3 separate regions of the Mus musculus genome follow, and all the other regions are linked to region 2. Evidence: chromatin loops called from intact Hi-C (ENCODE). Cell type or tissue: heart. All regions are shown on one strand.

What was found. Peaks named below come from ENCODE experiments on the same cell type or tissue, not always from the same donor. Only the 100,000 strongest peaks of a DNase experiment are listed, where the experiment ranks them.
Region 1: it touches region 2 in a loop (8-fold over the local background); 11 of 42 quality-filtered maps call a loop at or near these places.
Region 3: it touches region 2 in a loop (2.4-fold over the local background); 7 of 42 quality-filtered maps call a loop at or near these places.

What each region holds. Positions count from the first base shown.
Region 1 is chr4:134,288,820-134,296,819 of GRCm38, forward strand. No RefSeq gene overlaps it. Among named protein-coding and RNA genes, the nearest start is that of Pdik1l, 5.6 kb to the left of the region's middle. In heart, CTCF peaks have their summits at 3,444 (motif pointing left), 4,928 and 7,896 (motif pointing right); DNase peaks (open chromatin) are centred at 202 and 4,912; H3K4me3 peaks cover 1,277 bases; H3K27ac peaks cover 4,226 bases.
Region 2 is chr4:134,352,408-134,360,407 of GRCm38, forward strand. Slc30a2 (solute carrier family 30 (zinc transporter), member 2) reads left to right here. Exons shown (of 8, transcript NM_001039677.2): 8 at 1-2,077. The coding sequence ends at 121. Extl1 (exostosin-like glycosyltransferase 1) reads right to left here. Exons shown (of 11, transcript NM_019578.2): 8 at 7,342-7,428; 9 at 6,678-6,838; 10 at 5,571-5,739; 11 at 3,966-5,423. The coding sequence ends at 5,241. Among named protein-coding and RNA genes, the nearest start is that of Slc30a2, 13 kb to the left of the region's middle. In heart, a CTCF peak has its summit at 4,629 (motif pointing left); DNase peaks (open chromatin) are centred at 3,704, 4,324 and 4,454; H3K4me3 peaks cover 1,242 bases; H3K27ac peaks cover 2,710 bases; H3K27me3 peaks cover 1,421 bases.
Region 3 is chr4:134,259,110-134,267,109 of GRCm38, forward strand. Gm42325 (a long non-coding RNA gene) reads left to right here. Exons shown (of 3, transcript XR_881491.3): 3 at 5,849-6,178. It also overlaps a transcript of Grrp1 not described here. Among named protein-coding and RNA genes, the nearest start is that of Gm42325, 6.4 kb to the left of the region's middle. In heart, CTCF peaks have their summits at 4,258 (motif pointing right) and 7,393; a DNase peak (open chromatin) is centred at 4,262.

The sequences.
Region 1 (8,000 bases), 64 kb before region 2:
CTTAGGGGAGGAAAAGGTTTGTTTGACTTAAACCTTCAGGGTTAGGGTCACTGGGAATTCATCCATCACTGAGGGAAGTCAGGGAGGGAACTAGGGAAGGAACTGTGGGGGGTGGGGGAGGCTCCTTACTGGCTTGCTCCAGGGTCATGGCTCAACTACATTTCTAAACAGTTTAGGCTGGCCTGCCTAGAAATAGCACTGCCCACATTGGGCAATCAACAAACCCCCTCACAGATGTGCTTACAGGCCAGTCTGATAGAGGCTATCCCCCACTGGACACTTCCTCAAATAGCTAAGCTGGCAAGTTGACAGCTGAAGCTAACAAGACTAGTGTTTTACGGTGTGCCATCATCTTCTATGTGACTAACAAAGTTAGTTGCTTATATTTTAAACTTTTAAAAAGCCTATCCGTCCAATAAAAGAATTACTTTACATTCTACAGTTCTTTTGCCTTTGAGGCAGGGTCTCACTTTATAGCCCTGGCTGGCCTGAAACTGTCTCTGTAGACCAAGCTGGCCTTGAACTCAGAGATGCCTCTGCCTCCTGAGTGTTGCTGGGATTAAATGTATATACTACCACACCTGAGCAACCTTAAATATAAAATTATGGATTTATGTTTGTATGATGTATGTCAGAGGACAACTTAGTGGAGTTCATTTTCACCTTCTACCTTTGGGGGATGTGGTTGCTTGAATATCTTTGGCCCCTAGGGAGTCGTACTGTTCCAAGGCTTGGCCTTGTTGGAGGGAGTGTGTCACGGTGGGGGTGTGCTGTGGAGGTCTCTTAGGCTCAGCCTGCACCCATTGCAGAGAGCCTCCTCCTAGCTGCCTGAGCATGTCAATCTCTCCTGGTTGCCTCCGAATCAGGATGCAGAACTCTCAGCTTCTTCTCCATCACCATATCTGCCTGGATGCTGGCATGCTTCCTGCTATGATGACAGTGGGCTAAACCTCTGAATCTGTAAGCCAGCCCCAATGAAATGTTTGCCTCTGTAAGAGTTGCCTTGGTCAGGGTGTCTTCACAGCAATGGAACCCTAACTAAGACAGGGATTCCAGGGGCTGAGCTCTGGTCACCAGGCTTGGGTATATCCAGTGCCTCTACCTTGCTGAGCCATCACACCAGCCCAACGTAGATCTGTTGATCCGTTCACCTCTGACTCCCCACACTCAGAGGATGAGAGTGGGTTTACAGAAATATGCCATCATGCCTGACCTAAGTGTGTATATTTAAAAGATAGACAGTGGGGCTGGCATGGTGCTACATACCTTTAATGCAAGCACTTGGGAAGCAGCAGGAAGATGTCTGTGAGTTCAAGGCCAGCCAGAGCTACAGAGTGAGCACAAAACAGAAGATAAACACTGGAAGAATGAAAGCTTCTGAAAGTGCTGCCTGTGCTCAGAGGAGAGGGAAAGATGTGGATGAAATCATACATGGCTGACTTGGTGATGTTCCGTTCAGTGAGGCAGCCTGTCTATCATGCAAGTGTTTATGTGTATGTATGGGCACATGCACACACACACACACGAACACATTATTTTAGGATAGTTTAACAGAGTATATAAAATCCTATTAATTTATAATGTATATATAACATTAGCCTGACTAATATTCATAATTATATCTAAGGAAAATACATCTGTTACCTCTAGCATAAAGAAATTGACATTGCTAAAGATGGTAGTATACATTTAATCCCAGCATTCAGGAGGCAGAGGCAGGTAAGTCTCTTGAATTTGAGGCCAGCCTAGTCTACATGGTGAATTCTAGGATAGCTAGAGATACATAGTTACATCCTGAGACTTTGTCTCAAAAATAATTTTAAAAAGGAGAGCCAGGCAGTGGTGGCACACGCCTTTAATTCCCAGCATTGGAGAGTCAGAGGCAGGCAGATTTCTGAGTTCGAGGCCAGTCTGGTCTACAAAGTGAGTTCCAGGACATCCAGGGTTATAAGGAAAAACCCAGTCTTAAAAAAAAAAAAAAAAAAAAAAAAAAGGAGGAGAGGAAGAAGAAGAAAAGAAAAGCATTTGTCTTAGAGTCATTGCTGTGAAGAAACACCATGACCAAGGCAACTCTTACAAAGGAGAACATGTAGTTGGGCTGGCTTACAGTTTTGGAGGTCTGTTACCAGCACGGCAGGAAGCACGGCAGTGTACAGATAGACATCGTGATCTATAGGCAGCAGGAGGAGACTCTTCCACACTGGGCAGAGCTTGAGGACTAGGAGACCTCAAAGCCCTTTTACACAGTAACACACTTCTTCCGACAAGGCTAGACCTTCTACTAGTGCCACTTCCCAAGGGCCAATCCTATTCAAACCACCATAGCAGTTTTCTGCTCTTTTGTGTTTTCTATCTCAGATAACTAAATAGTAGGCTTTTAAAAGTTACTTTCGGGGCTGGTGAGATGGCTCAGCAGGTAAGAGCACCCGACTGCTTTTCCAAAGGTCCTGAGTTCAAATCCCAGCAACCACATGGTGGTTCACAACCATCTGTAATGAGAGCTGACGCCCTCTTCTGGTGTGTCTGAAGACAGCTACAGTGTACTTACATATAATAAATAAATAAAATCTTTTAAAAAAAAGTTACTTTCTATAGAATCCCAACCAATAGATGGACAAGGATTAATAAGATTTGAAAGGTAGAGCTCACCCAGAGAACAGTAATAAAACCAGCGGTGTGAACAGTTGTGAACATAAAGTTTAAGCAAACAACCTGAGCCAACTGACCAAACTTATACCACGGGGACACAGCATCTGCAGGAAATAGTTCTGTCAAGAAAAGGAGTCTGAGCCTAATTCAGATGATGTCTGTCAATTTGGCAGATGTATAGGAAATAGACAAAGACCACACTCATCACTCAAAATATGGACTGTTCTACTGGACAAGCTCCCTGGTTTTCCAGGGCATTCCTGTACTGAAACAAAAGGAAAGGGGAGCCTGGACTAAGGAGGCTGAGGCAGGAGGATGAACATAATTCAAGCTTGAGATGACAGTGGGATGAGACCTCAACAGCAGAAAAGGGGCTGTAGAAAGTTAATGTGTACCAGCCTGGGCTTCATGGAGCCCTGTCTCAGAAGACACCCCCTCCCCCATTGATGTCTGTGGTAAGATTTGGGGAATTAATTTTTAAAGATAGGGTTTCATTTAGTTCAGGCCGAGTTTGAGTTTGTTTTGAACTCTGCTCTGGCCTAGAGTTTTAGATTCTCATTCCCCCACAATGATAGAGTTATAGGCATGGGATACCACACAGGGGTTCACGTGCCGTGGATATAACCTCGGGACTCGTGAATGCTACCCAAGCCCTCTACCAGCTCAGCTGTATCCCCAGCCCTGAACTCTTTTTTTTTGTATTCATTTAAAAAATTCTGAAATAAAAACAATCATGCGCAAACCAAGCCCTTGGTTGGACAAGTGGGAATTTGGATGGGGCAAACCTGCCCCCTGGTGGTAGGTTCTGTGAGTGCAGCTGTCAGGTGTTGTGTGTCCTGGCTGAGCCGCTTCCCACCTCCCAAGCCACAGCTGCAGCAGGTCTGAACTCTTGCCAGTAGTCATGTCTCTGGGTTGGAGTGACATCCTTTAGTTCACAGGAGCCTCCTGAAGCAGACAGTCTCAGCAGACCATTTTTCGTTTAAACCAAAACAAACAAACACAAGCAGGACACTCAGTGACTTGTGTACTTCTCTCACACTCGAACTAGGTAGAGTCAAGTGTCCACAAGCTCCTTTTGCAGATCTGTCCTTATTCTCAAGTCTTTGTCTCCTAGGCTGAGCACCTGACCCTGGTCAATGATAATGGTTGTGTGTGTGGCTTCACTGGGAATAGCTGATACTAACACTGCTTGTTCTGAGCCAGACACACACATTGCATTGATAATCTTCATAGTTTCACCCGGTGAAGTATGTATTTCTACCCACTTTGTGGATGGAGAAACTGAGGTATATAGAGGTGAAAGACCTGCCCGTGGTCACACAAAATGGACTGATAAATCTGAGCTGTGGGTGGTGATACACACCCATGATCCCAGCAGTTTCGAAGTGGAGGCAAGAGGATCAGAGATCCAAGACACTCCTCTGCTGCGTGAGGAGTTCCAAGTCAGCTCAGGCTCTAGGCTGTAAGCGAGTCTGTTCCCACGTAAAAGAAAACAAACAAGCAAAGTGGCAGAGCTGGAGGGTCGTCAAAAGCAGAGGGTCTCAAAGGCTGGCCGTGCTAATGATGCCCCTTGAAAGGGAATGTTAGAGACACCAGCTCCACACAGGGAAGCGCCTCAAATTAGGACAGCAAGGAACAGAGGCCAGAGCCCACCAGGGAGGTGTGCCTAAGCCTGAAAGAAACCTGGCCTGCTCCAGGCAGAGCCGTGCTGTCCCTGGGTGGGGACAGCTGCCCCTGTCATCTGATTCTCCATTCTAGAAGTCGGTCAGGGGCTGGCTCCATCCTTACCCCCTGGGGCTGGTTGTCAGGAGGCCCAGGCCAATGTGCCAGTCTACGGTGTGTCTGTCCATTGAAAGGATGCTTCTTGGAAGTCCATGTCCGCTGGCCCCGCCCCATCCCAGTCTCTGGGTTTCCTGAAGTTCAAGGAATTGGACCAGCAAGTCACTGCTCAGCTAGGCTCCCTCTGGGGCAAGGCTCGATTTCGTTCGTTTAAACCAACCAAAGGGTTGGTGAATCAAGGCTCAACCCTGGTGAAGCTGAGCACATCGCACCGATGGGGCCGGAAATGCTGACGGATAAGATCAGCTCTACCACATATGACTCCGGCAAGTGAACGCACCTCTGAAGAGTCTCAGGGGCAGCCATGGGAACGCGCTTGGCAAAGCAGGTGGTGTATTTGTCTCTTCAGTAGTAGGTACTCAAACCCGGGTCACCATGGTGACTTATTATCTCTCCACAGAGTGGAGAGGGAGGATAGCTTGTCTGGAGTCATTGCCTGACCGGGCAGCCAGGAGATGCCATTCTTATCGGTACAACTTCAGAGCTGGGCTATTAATACTCATGGTGCCCCACAGGCTGAGAGCTAGCATTCTAGCCTCGAGGTGCAGAGGTGGGAGGGTGGGGCTTCGGAACAGTTGGCCTGGGTGAGAGCGATCCTGCCCAATCTCAGCGGGCAGCACTTGGGCCCTTCTGCCAGACACCCTCCACCTGCAGACTAGGGTCTAGGCAAGTGTGAAATTCCTGAATGAAGTCAAGCCTGGGGCAGGCATCTTCCTAGTCCCTTGGGAGCATCGCACTGTCCTTCCAGGGATCCAGCTGCCCAATAAAGCAAGGCCCTGATGGGTGCCAGGAGCAAGCCCACGCCTGGAACTGTGGGCTGTCAGAGTGCGAAGGCATGCAGACAACTCCAGCCTGCTTCCCCGGTTCACAAGGTACCCTCTAGGCTTGCCCCGCGACTGGGAAAGGCTCCTTCAGCTTTAGACTCGGCAGACCTGTGAGCACTAGGGATTCGAACCCTTCTATGTACTGTAAATCTTTGTTAGCCCACCATGCTGGCACACACCTGTAATTGCAACACTCAGACACGGAGGCAGAATCCCAAGCCAGACTGCAGTACATATTGAGACGTTGACTCACAAAAAAACCTGTATACAGGGGCTAGGATGTAGCTCAGTCAGTGGAGGGCTTGCCTCCAACACAGAAAGTTCTAGGTTCCACCCCGAGAATTGCATAAAATGTGTGTGGTGTTTATTCCACACCTGTAATCTCCACGCTTCTGAGGTAGAGGCAAGAGGATCAGCTGTTCATATATAAGGCTAGCCTGGGCTGCATGAGTCTTGACTTTGGCTGTTGAAAGCATGAATGAGGGGGGTGGGGGGGAGGGTATGGGGGACTTTTGGGATAGCATTGGAAATGTAAATGAGGAAAATACCTAATTTAAAAAAAAAAAAAGAAAGCATGAATGAGACAATCAGCACAAAGCACGGGAATTAGTATGTCTCCTGAGCCGAGGCTAGCCACACTTAAGCGGTGGCAAGTCCCAAGGAACAAAGAGCTTACAAGAATTCCCTCTTCCACCATTGATATTAGTTATACCGGACAATGCTTCTTTGTTTCCTTATATTGACCTTAAAAGTCAATAACTGGTGATGAGCTGGCTCAGTGGGTAAAGGCGCCTGCACCAGGACTGACAATCTGGGTTTGATCCTTGGGACCCACGTGGTGAAAAGAGAGAAGCAACTCCCTCAAATGCTCCACAGACCTTCAAACCCCTGCTATGGCAAGCACGGATCAATAAGCGCGCGCACACACAACAAATAGGATAAAGTAAGAATCTATACATAAAATAACAGAGAAGCATAAAGAAATCAAAGTCAGTACATTGTGATAACGTTTTTTGATTAATAGCAATTATTTATTCATTTGTATTATGCTGTAACACTTAGTGAGACCTTGCATTAAAACTAAACAGAAAATCCCGCGAGTACATTATCTCATTTAAATGTCACCCTATAGTTTACATGGGTTTCATGTCACAGCCGAGGAAACCGGACCCTGGAGAACTAAGGCAGCCATTGTCTGGAGGCTCCTCCCAGAGCAGTTCACGGCTGCTCCTCTGGCTCCTCTTGGCCTCAGCCGGCAGAGGAGGGAGCCATGTCTTCACATGATGGGCAGTCCATGCAGGCTGGAGCCTGGACACTGCTGGCTCTGGCAGCTGGAGCATCTACCTGTATGGGGCCCCTCCGCATGCTCCCCACGTAGTCCTCTGGTTCAGGAGTCTGAGCTGCTTCCAGACTTTTCCTTTGTATCCCTTAGTCTTAGGTACAAATGTTCTGTTTTGGTTTTGAGGTAGGGCTCATGTAGACCAGGCTGGCCTCTACCTTGTTATGTAGTCAAGGATAACCCTTAACTCCTGATCGCTGCCTTCACCGCCCAAGGTGATGTGCTCCCCCATGTCTCTGGTTTTATAAGTAAAGCTTTATGGACAAAGTCCAGGGTGTCTCACTGTACCTGTTCCACTACACACACCAAGTAACTAACACTGCACTGAGACAATCACTCTTCCCATTAGACAAAGGCAGTTCCAGAGGCTGGGAAGTCCAATGTCTTGTACCTAGTGAGGCCCCCCTGCTGTGTCATCCTCTGGTGGAGTCCATAGAAGGAGTGTGTGTGTGGCAGTTTACTGGTTTGTTTATTTCATTTTGTTTTGTTTTTAAACTAGTGGGGACTAAAGCAGGGCTTTATACATGCCTAGCTGTATACTCACTAAGGAGAATATCCTTAGACAAGCCTGTATATTTTACCTTAAAATACAATTATGTGTGGGGGCTGGAAGAGCACTGACTGATCTTCCGAAGGTCCCAAGTTCAAATCCCAGCAACCACATGGTGGCTCACAACCATCCGTAATGAGATCTGATGCCTTCTTCTGGGGTGTCTGAAGGCAGCTACAGTACTTACATATAATAGATAAATAAATCTTTTTTTTTTAATGTGTGTATGTGTATGTACATGTAGAAGCCCATAGAGGCCAGCAGAGGGCGTCAGCTCCTGGAGCTGTAGTTACAGGAGTTTTTGTTTTTAAGTCATCTAGTGTGAAGGCTGGGAACCGGACTCTGGTCCTCTCTGGAAGATTAAAATGGATCAAAAATGGATCTTAATCTCCAACCCATCTCTCCAGCCTCCTGTCTTTTTATTTATTTATTTATTTATTTATTTATTTATTTATTTATTTATTTATTTATTTATTTCAAGACAGGGTCTCTCTATTATATAGGATTATAGCTCTGGCTGCCTTGCAACTTATTATGTAGAACAGACTGGCCTTGAACTCACAGCGATCCACCTGCCTCTGAGTTTTGGGATGTGCCTCTACACCTGACTTAACTTTTTTTTTTTCCATTAGTTTTAGATGTGTATTGTATATAGCTGTGTGCATACACCACATGAGTGTAATGCCCACGGAGTCCAGTAGAGGGCATAAGATTCAGACTCAGCAGTTGTAAGTGGCTGCTTTTTCAGAGAGCCATGGTTCCATTCCCAGCTCCCCACCATGGCGCACAACCATCTGTA
Region 2 (8,000 bases):
GCTGAAGGTGGCTAGGGACCGCCTCCAGGGGAAGTTCAATTTCCACACCATGACCATCCAGATTGAGAAGTACTCTGAGGACATGAAGAACTGCCAGGCGTGCCAGGGCCCCTTGGAATGACTCCCCAGCCAGACACCGTCTCCTCGGAAACACGGTCAGGACCTGTGGGTAGAACTGTCCGGTGTGCAGCCGGGATTCCAGCAAGGCACAGCCTGGACCACTCCACGGTGGGGCTCTCCTTAGCCTCTCTGAGCTCACAGGATGGGGACACGGCAGATGAGGCCCCACTTCTCTTCCAGGATGGTGTTTGGGCAGGGTCCTGAACTGATGTCATCCTAACACCACCGCTGGAGAGACACTGAGGCACAGAAAGGGATTTGGGGGTGTCCTGTATGATCCAGGGTCTCTGTGTCTGAACCAAAAATTGAACAAGATCCATGTAACACGTGACCGGGTTGTCCGGGGGGGGGGGGGGGTTCCCTTGGCAGGGTCGGTCTCATTGATAAAAGAACCTGGAGCTGGACTCAGGAGGAAGATCTGAGGCTATTTTATTAGAATTTGGGAGAAGGAAAACAAACAAAACAAAAACCCACAGTCCAGGCAAGCCATGAATCTCGGCAGCTACTGAAGGAAAGTGAGCGAGAAGAGAGAAAGAAAATCAGGGCTTTTGAATTACGGTCAGCGATGGAGTTCTGTAAACAGCTGAATGACTATAATGGGGGAGGGGGGGTTAAAGGAACAGTGAGAAAGCCACGCATGCGCACACACACAATTTCAAGATGAGAGAAAAAGGGGGGAAGGAGAAATCGGGCTTCTGAGTTAGAGTTTGGGAAGACAAGCTAACTTAGCAGTTCAGGTCTATAAACAAGTGTCTGTAAAGTGGGACCCCAGAGAGCCTTCAGTGTCCTAATCAAGGAGATAATTGTTCCTTAGCATGTCTCTGGGTGACTGACAGGCCCAACTGAATGAACTCTAAAAAAACTGCAGAGAGGTCAAACCATAACTTGGTGGAGTTTTTTCTCTCCATCTTCAGGTAGTCAGGTCTGAGCCACTTTCGAGGGAGGCGTGGGGGCTATGGGAGGTAATGTCCTACTCTTTGGGACACATCTTCATCAGGGGTCATCAGGGATAGAACCTAGTTTCTATCCTTTTGCCCAGGAGGAATTTGCTTCTGAGGGAGATGGGTCTCAAGGACCCCTCCCTGGTTTGCTTTACACAGTTGGGAGCAGAGCCCTTGCCTCTGCTATATAACATGGCTTACCAAGGCCATGGGGACAGCATTTATACACTCCCTCTGAGATGTGGGACCAAAGGGCACCCAAGGCTTCTCTCTGCCTTGCTCACTTTGGCTGTGGGCCCCATGTGACTTCCTAGAAGAGGAGGAGAAAGAGGCCTCTTTATAGGGAAAAACCTGTCTGGTTTCTTCCTTCCTGGTACCCCAGCCCAGGAAGCCAAGTCAGTGTATCTATGGCCTTGACCAAAGTGGCAGTGATAGATTCCAGTTAGATCTTGCTCTCACAGCCTCAGGGCCAGGCCACTTCCCTTGACCTATCTCACGAGATAATAGATGCTGCTGTTTCGAGGGTGACCATGACCTAGTTAGGGTGAAGATGTGTCCAGAGGCTGACAGGAGGGGTGTCCCGGGAGTCTGTGTGAAGAATCCTTTGAGCTGGTTTGAGGTTACAGATGCAAGAGGTAAGAGCTGTCTCCAGTCTTATAGAGTTCATAGGAAGTCCCTTCTTAGGAAGTTCCAGGCCAATGTTTATATCTGTCATTGCAGGCCAACTGAAGGTTGTCACTTCTCAGTGCCTGTGACTCATACAGAGACCAGGAACATCATGACATCTCCCCCACAGGAGTGTGCAGACAGCCGAGCCTGCTAAGCACTGGGTAGTTGTGTATTAGTTTCTTTGATCAGTGTCCTGGAAAAGGCTCTTGTGAAGGGCCAGACGGGCTTCCTAAAGTTCCTGCAATGGCTCTGTCCTGGCACAGTAAGGAGAAAGGCTAGGGTTGGCCTCCACCACCAGCACCACCACCCCAATTTAAAAAAAATAAATGGCATTTGTTTTATGTGTATGAGTGTTTTGCCTTGCAGATATATATGTGCCATGTATATACTTGGTACCATTGGATACAGGAAGATGGCATCAGATCCCTTAGAAGGCAAAAATGGTTGTGAGCCACCTTGTGGGTGCTGGGAATTGAGCCCAGAGCCACCACGTGGATGCTGGGACCTGAAGCCAGCGTCTCTAACCCCTGAGCCATCTCTCCAGCCCCTCAGTTTCTGTTTCCTTTTGTTTCTCTGGCTGCTCAGGTAGCCCTGGAGATAGCCTCGGACTCCTCCTGGTCTTCTTAAAAAAATTTTAAAAAATGGTTATTATTGTGTGTCTGTGCATCGGTGTGGGCATGTGTGTTCCATGGTGTGTGGGCAAAGATCAGGGAGTTGGTTCTCTCTCTCTACTCTGAGCTCTGGGGAGGGAATTCAGGTCGCTAGGCCTGTCCCTTCCCCCACAGCCAACTCACTAGCCCTCTTGTCTCTGCCTCCTAAGTTCTGGAATTAGAGGTAGGCAGCAGACTTTTTAGATATCCCACACTAGCCTGCAATTGCCATCCTCCTGCTTCAGCCTCCTGAGTAGCTGAATCCCAGCATGCACCATGCACCACCCCGGCCTCCTCACCTTTGAACTTCTCTCCAACTGTAAAGAAAAGCTATGTCTCTGGCACTGTCATATTTACTTAGGGTCAGGTCTGTGTGAAACCTGCGTGGACCTGGAATGGGGAAGATGTACCCCTCCAGTCTCAAGGCATCACATGCCCACCCCTCAGCCTCCACCAGCCCCAGGATTCTGGATACTGGGTACCACAGTGTGCCACATCCTTAAACCTCTCAAGAGAAGGTTGCCTGGGACTTTGAGAGGGTCTCTTGCCCCTGCCTCCTGAGTGTTGGAACTATAAACACCAGACCCTCTTCTTCCTTTCTTTTAAATTGTGTGTGTGTGTGTGTGTGTGTGTGTGTGCGTGCACACACACATACTTATCTGTATGTGAACCACATGTGTGGGTGCCTGTGGAGGCCAGAAGGCGGGTGTTGGATCCCTGGGAACAGGAGTTAATATGTGTTTGTGTGCCATCCAATGTGTGAGTGAGGAACCCAGGAAGAGATCCTTTGCAAGAGCAGTCAGTGCTCTTAACCTCTGAGCCATCTCTCTAGCCCCGCACCACCCTACTTTCATTTTTATAGACAAGAAAAAGGAAGGTTCAGAGAGGCCCACTGCTGGCGACAGATGTCCCTCATTCCTGGGCTGATGACAGCAGAAGTTGGACCTGCCTTGAGCTGCATGTTTAGCCCAGCGTGAGCCCTGAAATGCAACAGTGCTTTCCACACAGTCTCAACCAACCCCAAGGCAGTCCATCGTCCTGGATGTCCAAGCCACCACTGCAAAGGTGCCTTCTGTCCCTGGGCTGGCCCTGGCACCGGGTGCCCTTTCCATCTTTGGCAGGCTGCCTAGACTGCAGCTGTGTGAGTCCTCTTACCCTCAACTGCTCCTGACCCTGGGCCAGGCCTCCTCCCCCACTTTAATCTCAAATCCGCTCCTCCCCCACCCACCTTGCACCTCAAGGCATCTGACAGCACCCTGCTTCCATTAGAAGACCCAGACCGGCTTTCCACACCCAGCTGTGACAGGCTCCAGGAAGGACCTGAGTCATACAGGGGCAAGGAGTGAAGTTGGAGAAAGAGGTTGGGAGGCCTCAGGGGACAGCCTGTTCCAGCCAGCAACCTAGTCACGGGAGTTTCCACAGTGGCCGAAGCCATCAAAGAAGGAAAACACCCGATACCTTGGGCTGGGTTAGACCCCCCACCCTCACTGTCTGAAGTCACCCCAGTTCCATGCCACGCCCCTCGCTGACCCTGAGCGCCCTGCCACACAGGGCAGCTGCTGTAAGCGTATTTATAGCCCGGGCGTGAGTGGGCAAGGACACGTGCTTTATTTCGGAAGCGATAATTCCAGTTCCAGGTGGACGAACCCAGGAAAAGCAGCCTCCCCTCCCCTACTCCACTCTCACCTACAGGATGCTGAGGACAGCCCTCTTCCTGGCGACCAGCCCATCTGCCAACAGCCCAAGTTTGCAGGCCAACGTGGAGTTCTGTCGTATTCCTTGCATGTTTTCATCCTGGGGTCTGCACACACCAGTGACCCTCTAGCTCGACATTTTATCCGTAGTCTTTAACTCCATTCAGTCAGGCATTGTGGCTCACACCTGTAACTCTAACACTTGGGAAACTGAGGCAGTAAGACTGCAGTGAGTTCCAAGCCAGCCTGGGTTACAGACTGGGACCTTGTCTTGCCTCCTCCTCCCCTCCTGACCCCCCCCAAGTTCAAGAGGCAGCCAGGTGTAGTGCATGAATTTAATCTCAGCACCCTGGGAAGCAAAAGTCAGGTGGATCTCTGTGAATTTGAGGCTAGTCTGGCATACAGTGCGAGTTCCAGGACAGCCAGGACTACCCAGAGAAACCCTTACTTGAAAAACAAAAACAAACAAACAAACAACAAAATGTCAAGCAAAACCAAACTCCATTCCTTTGAAGGGAGAGTAGTGCAGCAGCTGACCTCTAGTGGTCAAGATTGGTAGTGCAGTGCTGCTAGTCACCCAAGATCCCGGGTCTGCCGAGACACCGAATCCTCTGGTTATCTTCGACTCCTGGCCTCTTTGTTCACGCTTGATTGAGTCTGGAAATCCTGGTGTGTGCTTTGTACCGGGACCAGGAACTCCAGAGTAAGGGGCAGCGTTATGTCTTGTGCACATTCTGCCCGTGTTCCACCACGCATGCCACCAGTTAATACTCTTGCAGCTATTGCTCAAATATTTACAGTGCACCTGCCAGACCAAAGAGATGAGAGCAGGACTCCGCCCTACGGAGCTTGCAGGCCGGCCCTGGGGCCTCGTGATGTGCTCAAGGCCACTCGGCGTGAATCGTGCGAGGACTTCGAGATCACCAAGGAGGTGAGTGCAGGTCTGACAGACATAGGTCGACCAGGCAGAGATGCAGAGAAAGGCATTTCAGGGAACAGGATCAGCCTGTACACCGGCCTGTGCGAAACGTGCCAAACGCAACCCCACTGCAGCTGGAGAAGGCCCCGGCCCTCAGGGATCCCTGTAGCGATTGGCCAACCGGGACAGGACTTTGATCCATCTCTGTTGGTTCTCTCGTGTCTAGCAGACAGGTGCAGTGCCTCGCCTATGGCTTCTCTAGACTGCGATACTTCTTGCGTTGCACCGATACCGGGTCCTTGAACAACACCGGATCCAGACGCACTTGAGAGGAAACCAGAGGCATGTGGCCGAACCCTGCTGCTAAACGGTTGATGCAGTCCTGATCCAGGGGCTGAGGCTCCGGCACTGGTCGTGGATCCCCAGAATCCTAAGAGGTGAGAGGGAAACGTGTCCGTGAGGTTGGTTTTTTTATGAACCCTCACGCTGCTGCAACAAGATTTGGATTAGAGAGTGAAGAGGCTCCGCCCTCTTTTCCTTCCCCATCAGGGCTTTCCAGCCCCTGGAGTCGCCTCACCATTGGCACAGCCTCCGGGTGCTGCCTCCCATAAGGCACCTTGATAGGGGGCAGTTTGGTGACGGTGGCTACCAGGAAGTTCATCAGGACGTCAACACAGGTGGGAGTCTCATCAGCTATGGTCCTCAGGGCCTTAGGCAGGGAGTGGGTGAAGAGGGTGTGGTAGTACCTGTAAGATACATGGTAAGCCTTAGGCTGGGGGGTGGGGGGGATGCAGGCCTCATTCATTTCCCTATCTTTGACCCCAGACCCCAAGTTCCAAGACCTGTACCCCATCCCCTAGCTCCTCTCCCAGGGTGCTCCCACCCTGGGCATGACCCTTCTCCATGTGCCCTGTGATTTAGGGGTTGGGCAATGATTGTGAATTCCTCCAGTCTCTCCGGGCGGCCCTCTTTCTGTGTTCCCAAGTCTGAACTCTGACAGAGATGACTTGATGATGTGTCTGTGGGGGGGGGGGGGGTAGGGGGTGCAAGGTAGTTCCAAGCCACCAAACATGGCTACCCAAAACCCAGATTCAGGGGGGCTATGTACCAGCTAGGCCCACTCTGTACACATGAGGGTTATCCCCTGTTCTGAGGGCTCCATGCAGAGCCCCTGGGGGAAAAACATCTACAAAAAGTTCCATGATATCTGGATAAAGTTCAAACAGATTAAAGACCCGCTTTCCAGAGGCCCCAGAAGCCAGGCCTGGTGGGAAACAGCACCTGTAAACTCTGCACTTGGGAGACAAGAGCAGAAGATGGCATGCCTGAGATCAGCTTGGGCTACATAGCGAGGCCCTGTCCCCGAGTCAGGGTTCCATGATCCCCAGGGCTGACCTCAAACTCACTATTCCACTGACATTGACCTTGAACTCCTAATCTTCCTGCTTCCACCTGCCCAGTGTTAGGATTACAGATGTGCGGTTTCAGCGTTAAGGTTAGAACCCAAGTGCTAGACGAGTGCTCTTACCAACAGAGCTATGTCCCCAGCCCAGTTCCATGACATTGTTTCAAAAAGCAAAAAGAACAATCGGGGATGTTGATCCTACCCACTCAGGTTAGAACTGTAGCCTCCCGCCCTTTCTCCCTGTGGGGGAGGGGGGCAGGGGAGGGGCAAAGTTTGCACCTGTGGTAGAAGGCAGCCGTGGTCAGGACCATGGAGAACTCATTGGTCATCCCAGTACGGTAGCCCCAGCCACCCTGGGCCTCATCCCAGAAGTGGCTTCCAGACAGAAAGCCCACCATCCGCTCAGGAAAGCTCTGCCACACCACAAAGGCAAAGTCCACCTGCAGAGGGATTGAGCAGCCGTAAGGAGGGGGTTCCTGACCAAAATCCTTATAGCCTATGGTGGTGAGACCAGCCTGGCTGACTAAGGTTGGGGCAGGACTTAGGGCACAGGGGATCAGAGCATTGCTTGAAGTCCTTATTTGATTGTTTTGGTCTGGTTTTTGTTTTTGTTTTTTGTTGTTTTTTGTTTTTTTGAGACAGGGTTTCTTTGTGCAGCTCTGGTAGACCTGCAACTAGCTCTGTAGACCAGGCTGGCCTCGAACTCACAGAGATCCACTTGCCTCTGCCTGCGCCATTGCCCAGCTATTACTTGACGTTTTACTAGAAGATTAACGCAAGTGTTTCTGGGGGGACTTGGAGGGAACTTGCCCAGCCAGGAGCTCTCTTCTATTCGACCACCACAGCAAGAGGCTGGAGCTCTGGGCACGGGAACCCGAGGGACCAGAAGTGGCCTAGAGCTCCGTTCACATTATACTGGACATTTTCTGGGCCCAGCCCTCACCTCACTGGTAGAAAGAGTGCTCTGAGCATCAAGGCTGAGGATAACATTGGTGCTGATGTTGCTGTACGGGAAGAACCGGTTGCTGACCTGTGGTGGGGCAAAGGGAGTGGAGGGTGACTCAGCCATGAGAACCATTCCTCAACACTCCCCATTCCCAGTTAAGTATGAGCCCTTCAGACAGGGTGCAGAAGACGGAGCCAGGAATACAGAATCCTGCCCACAAGCCTAGGTGATAGTTTCCCCTTTGGCTCTAAAGGCCAAGTTCCTTCTTACATTTCACTCTTACTAACCCCAAATCAATCATTTGAAAGAATCAGATGTGGAAAGATGCAAGTGTCTTGCCTAGACCTATACAACCAGCACTTGGTGCTTGTGGCACCTGTGGTGCCCAGGTGCCCAGCTCCTACCACCTCCTGGCTCAGTATGCTGCCCTCTCTGGTATTTTTCCCATGAGCCTACGTTTCTTCCCACACCTTATCCAAGACATCCAGACAGTTTTCTGTCTCCTACATCACAGGAACTCCAGTGCTCTAGAAGTATATTTCCCAGAGACAGGGAGGGAAGGGTATTTGGTGCTGCTGGAAACGTAGAACCCAGGACCCTGTACATAGCAGGCAAATCTGTACCGCTGAGCCCAACTCTAGTAAGAGCATCGTTCC
Region 3 (8,000 bases), 93 kb before region 2:
TGTATGTGTGCATATGTATGTATGTGTGTGTGTGTATGTGTGTGTTGTGCACATGCTACTGCCTATGAGGTGACCTCTGAGGCTCACACTGACCAGTTTTTCTCTTCCGTGCCTTTAACACTTTGCCAGCCGCATGCCTTCTCTCTCCTCTGTGGAATTTAGATGCAGCGCTGTTTTTAAAGGATGGCGAGAGGTGGACAAGCAAATGTGAAACCGCCTATGCTTATTTCTGGAGCCGCTCAAGCCATGACATTGATGGTGATTTTTTGGTTTGTTTTGAGGCAGGGTCTCACTATGTAGTCTGGCTGGCCTGGAACTCACCAGGCCTCAAACTCACAAAGTCTCTCCTGCTTCTGCCTCCCAGCTGCCAGGATTAAAGGAGTTGGGCAGTATGCCTGACCTATCTTGAGGCGGAGTCTGGAGTAACCCAAGTTGGCTTTGAACTACACAGTCAAGGATGACCCTGAACTTCGGATCCTCCTGCCTCCTGAGTGTGTACTACCAGGTCCACTTCTATGCGATGCTGGGGACCAAAACCAGGGCTTCCTGAGTGCGAGGTAAACTCTACAAACTGAGCTACAACCACAACCCCTCTGAGGATAACCTCTCCTCTTACACTCTCCTTCAATCCAGCATCAAGACCCACTGGTTATCTTTAGAAAATGCCTGGACACCATGGCTTCTTATGCAGCTACATTCCCACTGCCTCAGGCCACATCATCAATGTCCTGGCCTAAGATGCTGCGACGGTCTCTCCTGAGCTTCACTTCTGCCACACTCATTCCCTGGAGTCTGTTCTCAATATAATGGCTACATCGGTACTTTCAAATATACATCAAACATATATGCCGTTACATAGGCATGCACGTGGACATGTGCGCACGCACATACACACACAAACACACACAAAATTTAAAACTCCCTATGGCTTTCCTGCTCAAAACGCACTCCAATAAAAGGCAATGTCAGGGGCTGTAGGGAATGCTCAGTGGTTAGAGCACTGGCTTCTTTTGTGGAGGACCCAGATTTGATTCCCAGCACTCCCATGGCAGCTCACCACCTCCTGCAACTCCAATTATGGGTGAGCCAACACCCTGTCCTAGCCTCCAAGGGCACAAAGCACACATGTGATACACTGTCAAGTAAGTTGGAAGACAACCATTCTAGAACATTGGCTTGTAGGTGAATTACTGGGGGGTGGGGTTCATTCATCAACACAGAAGACAACCCCGTGCTGGGGTGCACTTTTTTTTTCCAAAACAGGGTTTCCTCTGTGTAGCCCTAGCTGTCCTGGAACTCACTCTGTAGACCAGGCTGGCCTTGAACTCTGAAATCTGCCTGCCTCTGCCTCCCAAGTGCTGGGATTAAAGGAATGCGCCACCACTGCTGGTGGGGTGCACATTTTTAATCCCAGCACTCAGGCCTGGAGAGATAGCTCAAGGGTTAAGAGCACTGGCTGCTCTTCCAGAGGTCCCAAGTTCAATTCCCAGCAACCACATGGTGGCTCATAACCATTTGTAATGGGATCTGATGCCCTCTTCTGGTGTGTCGGAAGACAGCTACAGTGTACTCACATACATAAAATAAATAATATACATAATATAAATAAATCTTAATCCCGGTACTTGAGACGCAGAGGAGGACGGATCTCTGAGCTCGAGACCAGCCTAGTCTACAAAGCTACTTTCAGGATAGCCAGGACAACACAGAGAAACCTTGTCTCAAAAGACAAAAAACAAACTAAACCAAAACAAACCAAAACCCAAAGAAGCTAACATTCTTGGTGGCAGGCAGGTTCTCTGTGGCCTGTTGGCTCTGTGACCTTATCCCCTATTCCCTTCTTTCTCCCTGTCTTGTCCCCTTCAAATGCTCTTGGTCCCCTGGCCTGCTCTGCTCTCTGCTTTTGGGCTTTCTGCTTTGCTGTGGGATCTTATGTCATCCAGAAGGACATCTAAGAATAGATAAGAATTGTCTCAATCTTCTGACCCTCTTGTTCCCATCTCCCAAGTGCTGGGATGGTAGGCACGCACCACCACACCTGGCTCTTGCCTGCTCTTTGAACACACCACACATTTCTCACCACTTGGGGTTTGTCTCTCTTCTCCCTGTCCGATCTCCTGGCTCCTCTAGCTCCTTCAGTGCTATTCAGATTTCACCTTGAGGGCTGAACATCGTTCACTAGGGATGCGTGAGGGGCTGGGTTCCATTCCCAGCACTGTAGACTGTTCGTTCAGTCAGCTGACTCTTTGGTTCCCAGCACCATGATAGTGGCTTACAACTACTGTAACTCCTGTCCAGGGGACCTCTTCTGGCCTCCAAGGACACTAGGCATGCAGTTGGTACACATGCATACCCTCAGGTATGAATACTTATGCTAAGATTAAATGTGTATGTTTGTATATGTGTGTATGTATGTATGAATGTATGTATGTATGTATGTATGTATGTATGTATGTATGTATGTATGTATGTATGGTGTATGTGTGTATGTTTGATTTTTTCCAGACAAGGTTTCTCTGTGTATTCCTGGTTGTCCTGGAACTTCCTTTATAGACCAGGCTGGCCAGGCTGGCCTCGAACTCAGAGATCTGCCTGCCTCTGCCTCCTGAGTGCTGGGATCAAAGGCATACACTACCACATCCAGCTATATATTTGAAGAATACAGGAACATAGGAAGCAGGAGTCAGGCCAAGAACAGCTCACTCACCAGGACTCCATGGACCCAGGGAATCACCTTTGGGTTTTGCAGTACTGAAACTTCTGGTCCTCTTAAGGCTCCTCACGCTTTTCTTTTTTACTGAAGGTGTGTGCTCCTGTCTGTGTGTGACAATGCTCACAGCAGCGTAGGTGAGCTCAGAGGCCAGAAGAGGGCACCAGAGCTGGAGTTACTGATGGTTGTGAGTCCCCTGATGTGGGTGCTGCAAACGGAACTCTGGTCCTCTGCAAGAGCAGCGTGTTCTCCTAACTGACATCTTTAGCCCAGAACCCCATACTTGTCCATAGGAGTTGCATTGAACTACAAAGCTATGGCTGCCTCTTGTGTCCAAAGAGTGAAGAAAGGAGTCTTGACACCCCATCTTACCAGGCATCGTTGACTCTGGTTCTAAGTCGGGAATGCAGCCTCTGGGACTCAGCAGGGATGAGGAGGAATCTGTGGGGATCCTGGGTGCTTCTTGGAGTCCTGTGTTGATAACTGGTCATTGTAAACAGACATGTCATGTAACTCTGGCAGCAGCAGGGAATGGGAGCCAGGTACTCGGGCACTCTGACAGCATGAGGGCCTGCACTGTGCCACCCTGGGAGCCATGGAGGCTTGGAGAAGTTGTGAGGGGAGAGCTGGGAGGAGGGAGAGGGGCTGGGGCTGGGTCCTCCCACAATCCTTTGCTTCCCTCGGGAAGAGCCAGCAGCATCTGCAGCAACTTCTCTCTCAGTGCAGATGGTGGTGTGATCGGGACCAGTTTTCAAGGGAGGACTTGCCATCCACACATGGCCAGGCCCCTTAGCAACGTTACCTTCTCTAAGTCCACCGAGGCTGCTGCCGAGGTCACTCGCTGCCCAGAACAGCCTGTATTTGATGACCAGAGAAAGTGGGGTACAAAAGTCAAGCCACTTGATGTCCCTTCCTGCCCTCAAACAGACCGGGGCTGCAGCTCACTGGTAGAGCACTTACTAGCATGGATGAGAAAACAAAAACAAACAAACAAACAAACAAACAAACAAACAAAAACAAGCCGGGCGTGGTGGCGCACGCCTTTAATCCCAGCACAGGGATTAAAATCCCAGGCAGGCGGATTTCTGAGTTCGAAGCCAGCCTGGTCTACAAAGTGAGTTCCAGGACAGCCAGGGCTACACCGAGAAACCCTGTCTCGAAAAACAAAAACAAACAAACAAACTAGCGTGGATGAGGCGCTGGGCTCAGTCACCAGCATCCAAACAGACGAAAAGGAGCTGGGGATGAGCCTTCGTGGGATGAGTGAGCTAGATGCAGATCACGCTGCTCCCCTTTGGAGGTTTAAGATGCAGAGCGCCTGCCCCTGCATCTCAATTGACCATCAGGAGATAGCATCGCCCAAGTCTTGGTTAACCACACATGATAAATTGCCACCATAATAATATTGCTTCCAACGTTAACAAACCAGACCTGACAAAATCCACAGGCAAATTCGTGCAACTGGAGCGGTGCAGAAACTCTCCGGGGAGTGGTTTGTGCCTGAACACCCTGAAAGTGTAGGGTTATCCAAGCTTGTCCACCAGGGGGCAGGCTGCACCAGGCAGGACACCTTCCTGATTCCTCTTCAACTTCCCGGTCTTTTCCAGGACTTCCAGAGCTCTTGAGTCTGCCCACATGGCTGCCTGGACAGACATCCTTGATGTCCTAAGCCACCTGGAAGGGTTTAGACAGTTCTTTATGTGGATGCCGGGTGTCCAGTAAAGGTAGTTAACCACCACCACCAACAAGGCTGGGAACCTCTATCAGTGTTCCTTCTGGGAGATTAGGAGATGGCTTTACATCATATGTTGTTGTGATCAGTTAATCCCTGACATTTATTAAGCTCTTGAGGAGTGCTATCGTGTGACAAGACTTTCTTGGGAACATGCAACACACACATCTACTTGTCCCAAATAACGAGCCCACGGAGGATCAAAGTACAAATACCGCCAAAGTCCACCTTGGGGAACCTGTGGGTTTTACTGGAGTTGTTACATGAATATGGGTGAGGGGTCATTTACAGGAGCTGAAGTGACTCAAAGACAGCCCCATCACCAAAGCCCACCACAACATGGCTGTGAACCTGGAGCACACCACACAGCTTGCAGGCAGTTCAACAGGTTGGAGAGCATCCTTTCCAGGTTGCCTTAATGGGTCTAAACCTCTTCAAGGCAGCTCAGCTGGTTTCTGCTTCTTTCAAGCAGATGGACTGGTCTCAGAGTTCTCTTTGCAACTTGGCTGGTCTGAGAGTGACTCTCAGAAACTTGGCTTGTCTACTCTTAAGAAGAGGCTTAGTGAATCTGCTCAGTTTCAGGAACTTCCTGAAGCTATTTGAATTGTTTAAAGAGCTTCCCTGTAGGATGTAATGTTTGTCTGAGCAGGAACTGCTACAGAATATGTGCCAAGGTTGATACTGGGGGACCATCATCAGGCAGGCAAGATGGTACACACCTTTAATTCCAGCACTTGAGAGTCTGAGGCAGAAGGATTGTGAGTATGAGATCAGCACAGATTCTATAGCAAGACACTGGGTGACAGGAAGACTTATTTAATTCTACAGTAATTGGGACAGTGAATGATTGGAATGACTTGGAGTAAACAGAATACTGAAACAGAGCTCATTAACTTCTCAATTCAAAACATTTATATTTTTACTAATATATTTTTACTTCGCTTATTTTATCTATTAGTAAGAGATGTGTTAAAATGTTTTCCTATAGCAGACTGTCAGTTTCCCACTAAACCATTAGATGGATGTCATTTCAGAAATGCTAAATCTTTCTGGTGAATTACAATGAAATTTTTTTATCTTTATATTTATTTATTTTGTGTGTATGTGTATTTGTCTGCATGTATGTACTGCACCATGGGAATACCTGATGCCCACTGAGGCCAGAAGAAGGCATTCCCTGGAACTGCAGTTAGGAATGGTTGTGAGCCAACATGTGGGTGCTGGAAATTGAACCCAGGTCTTCTGGAGCAGCAGCCAATGCTCTTAACGGATGAGCCATCATTCCAGCTTTGAGAGTGTTTCTTTAAGCAAAATAATTTTTAAAGCCATGTTTCAAAGTGCCTTACACACAGTAGGGCTTGTTTTTCCCTTTGCCATTTCTGTACACTGGGCTTTATCTGTTCCAGGGTGGTCATGGACAAGTGGTTAAAGGCACTGTAAGGCTTCTCACAGGACCAGATGTGGTTTGTTGAGTGTGAAAACCGACCACTCCCAAGGACCAGATTCTGAACCCTGTGGACCTGGCCGGTGAACATCTCCATGGAAGATGCTTTCTGTATCCAGCCTCAATCCAGGTGATCGGAGATCTTTCCCTAAGTGTCATGGGGATGGGGTGAAGAATAAAGACATCTACATACTGAAATGTGACTTATGCCGTCTCTGATCCTAGCTGTTTGAGAAGGCTTATCCTTCCTCCCTCCCTTCCTTCCTTTCTTCCCCATTTTCCTCCTCTTCTTCCTCTTCCTTCTCCTTCTAGACAGTCTTACTAGGTAGGTAGGTGTTCCACCATGCTCAGTTGAGATTTACTAAACCTCACTATCCTGGAACAAATTTATTTTGATATGCCAGGCGTTGGTGGCACTCATCTTTAGTCCCAGCACTCAGGAGGCAGAGGCAGGTGGATCTCTTAAGTTCAAGGCTAGCCTGGTCTATAGAGTGAGTTTCAGGACAGCCAGGGCTACACAGAGAAACTCTATCTCAAAAAACCAAACCAGCCAACTTACAACAACACGCACATAAGGCTCTCACATTTTGATTTCTTTTCCCATTCTGTGGTTTGAACCCAGGTCCTGGGCTGGGCCAGTGTTCTCACAGTGAGTCATATCTCCACCCCACCTTCCTTTTTTTTTTTTGGTTTGTTTGTTTGTTTTCTTTTTTCTTTTCTTGAGACAGAGTCTCTCCTAGACCAGGCTGGCTACAAACTTGTTAGGTAGCCAAGCTAACCTTGAACTCCTGCCTCACACGCAGTGCTGGGATTACAGGTATGCACAGGGCACTGTTTGCTTTCTCTGCTGAGGATTGAATCCCACCCAGGCCCTTGAACATAACAGCAAGTGCTCTGTCCTCAGCATCCCCCCCCTCCTATCCCTGCCCTCTCTCCCTCCCCTCCCCCTCCCCCTCCTTCTCTGGACTTGAACCTGATCCCTCATGCATGCAAGCTAAGCATTCCTACCTGTGCTCCATACTCGCAGCCCTCTTTCTCTTCCCTGAGATGGGGTCTTGGCATGCAGCCCAGGCTGACCTCTAATTCGTGACCCTCCTACGCATGTGCCATTGCACCTGGTTTCATGCAGAGCTGGGGCTCAAACCCAGGTCTTGGTTCACGCTGGGGAAGCAACTGAGCCACAGCTCCAGACTCTGGCTTTTTAATTTCCATTTGTGAATTGTCTTCCTCAGCTGCGGGAAGGGTCTATGTGGCCTTCCTTTGTGACGGTCAGTAGTCGTTTTCCAGGAATGGGCAGAACCTCTGACTTTCACGGCAAGAGTTAGACCCAGGTCACTGACAATGATTCATTGTTACAGAGACCCTTTGAACCCTTTGGAGCCCATGCACTTAAAGGAAATCCTGTCCTCTAAGGCCTGGGCCTAGGCTGAGATGTAGGCCTAGATAAACATATGATTTAGCTCCAAAGATCACACACACACACACACCACTGGAGCACAGCATCACCCACTGGCTTCGAGAAGAAAGAGTAGGCAGGTGTGGGCTCATCAACACCATTGATGAGATGAGAGCCACAGGGCAGAGGCTTTTCAGCTTCAAGAAATCGTACCCTCTGAACTGGAAAAGGCAGGGCCAGGAGGGTTTGCCCCTGAGCCAGCTGGAGAAGGCCTGGCACCTTGGCTAACTCCAGTAGTTGTTATCTGTGTATTCTGACAGGTGGACCCTGACAAGAAGGGTCACCCCATGGGAGACAGCCTATCCACTGGCAATGACGAGAGCTAATCCCTGGGGGAGCCTTCCAATTCCTCCTTTCAAGTGTCTTGTGCCTCGCTTGCCGCAGAGCACTTTTGTGACAGGTGCGTTCTTTCAAGAGTGGCCCATGGGAGTTTGGACCTGTTGGTTGAGTGTGGTGATGCATCCTTATAATCCCAGCATTCAGGAGGCTGAAGCGAGAGGGTCAAGAGTTCAAGGCCAGCCTAAGCTTTTGTTTGTAATTCTAGGGGATCTGCTGACCATGCGCGAGTCTCTCCTTGGAAGCCAACTTGAGAAGTTCTAAAGCAGAGAGCAAGGAGGAGGTGGTGGGTGAGGGAGGCTGATATGACTGATGTGCATCA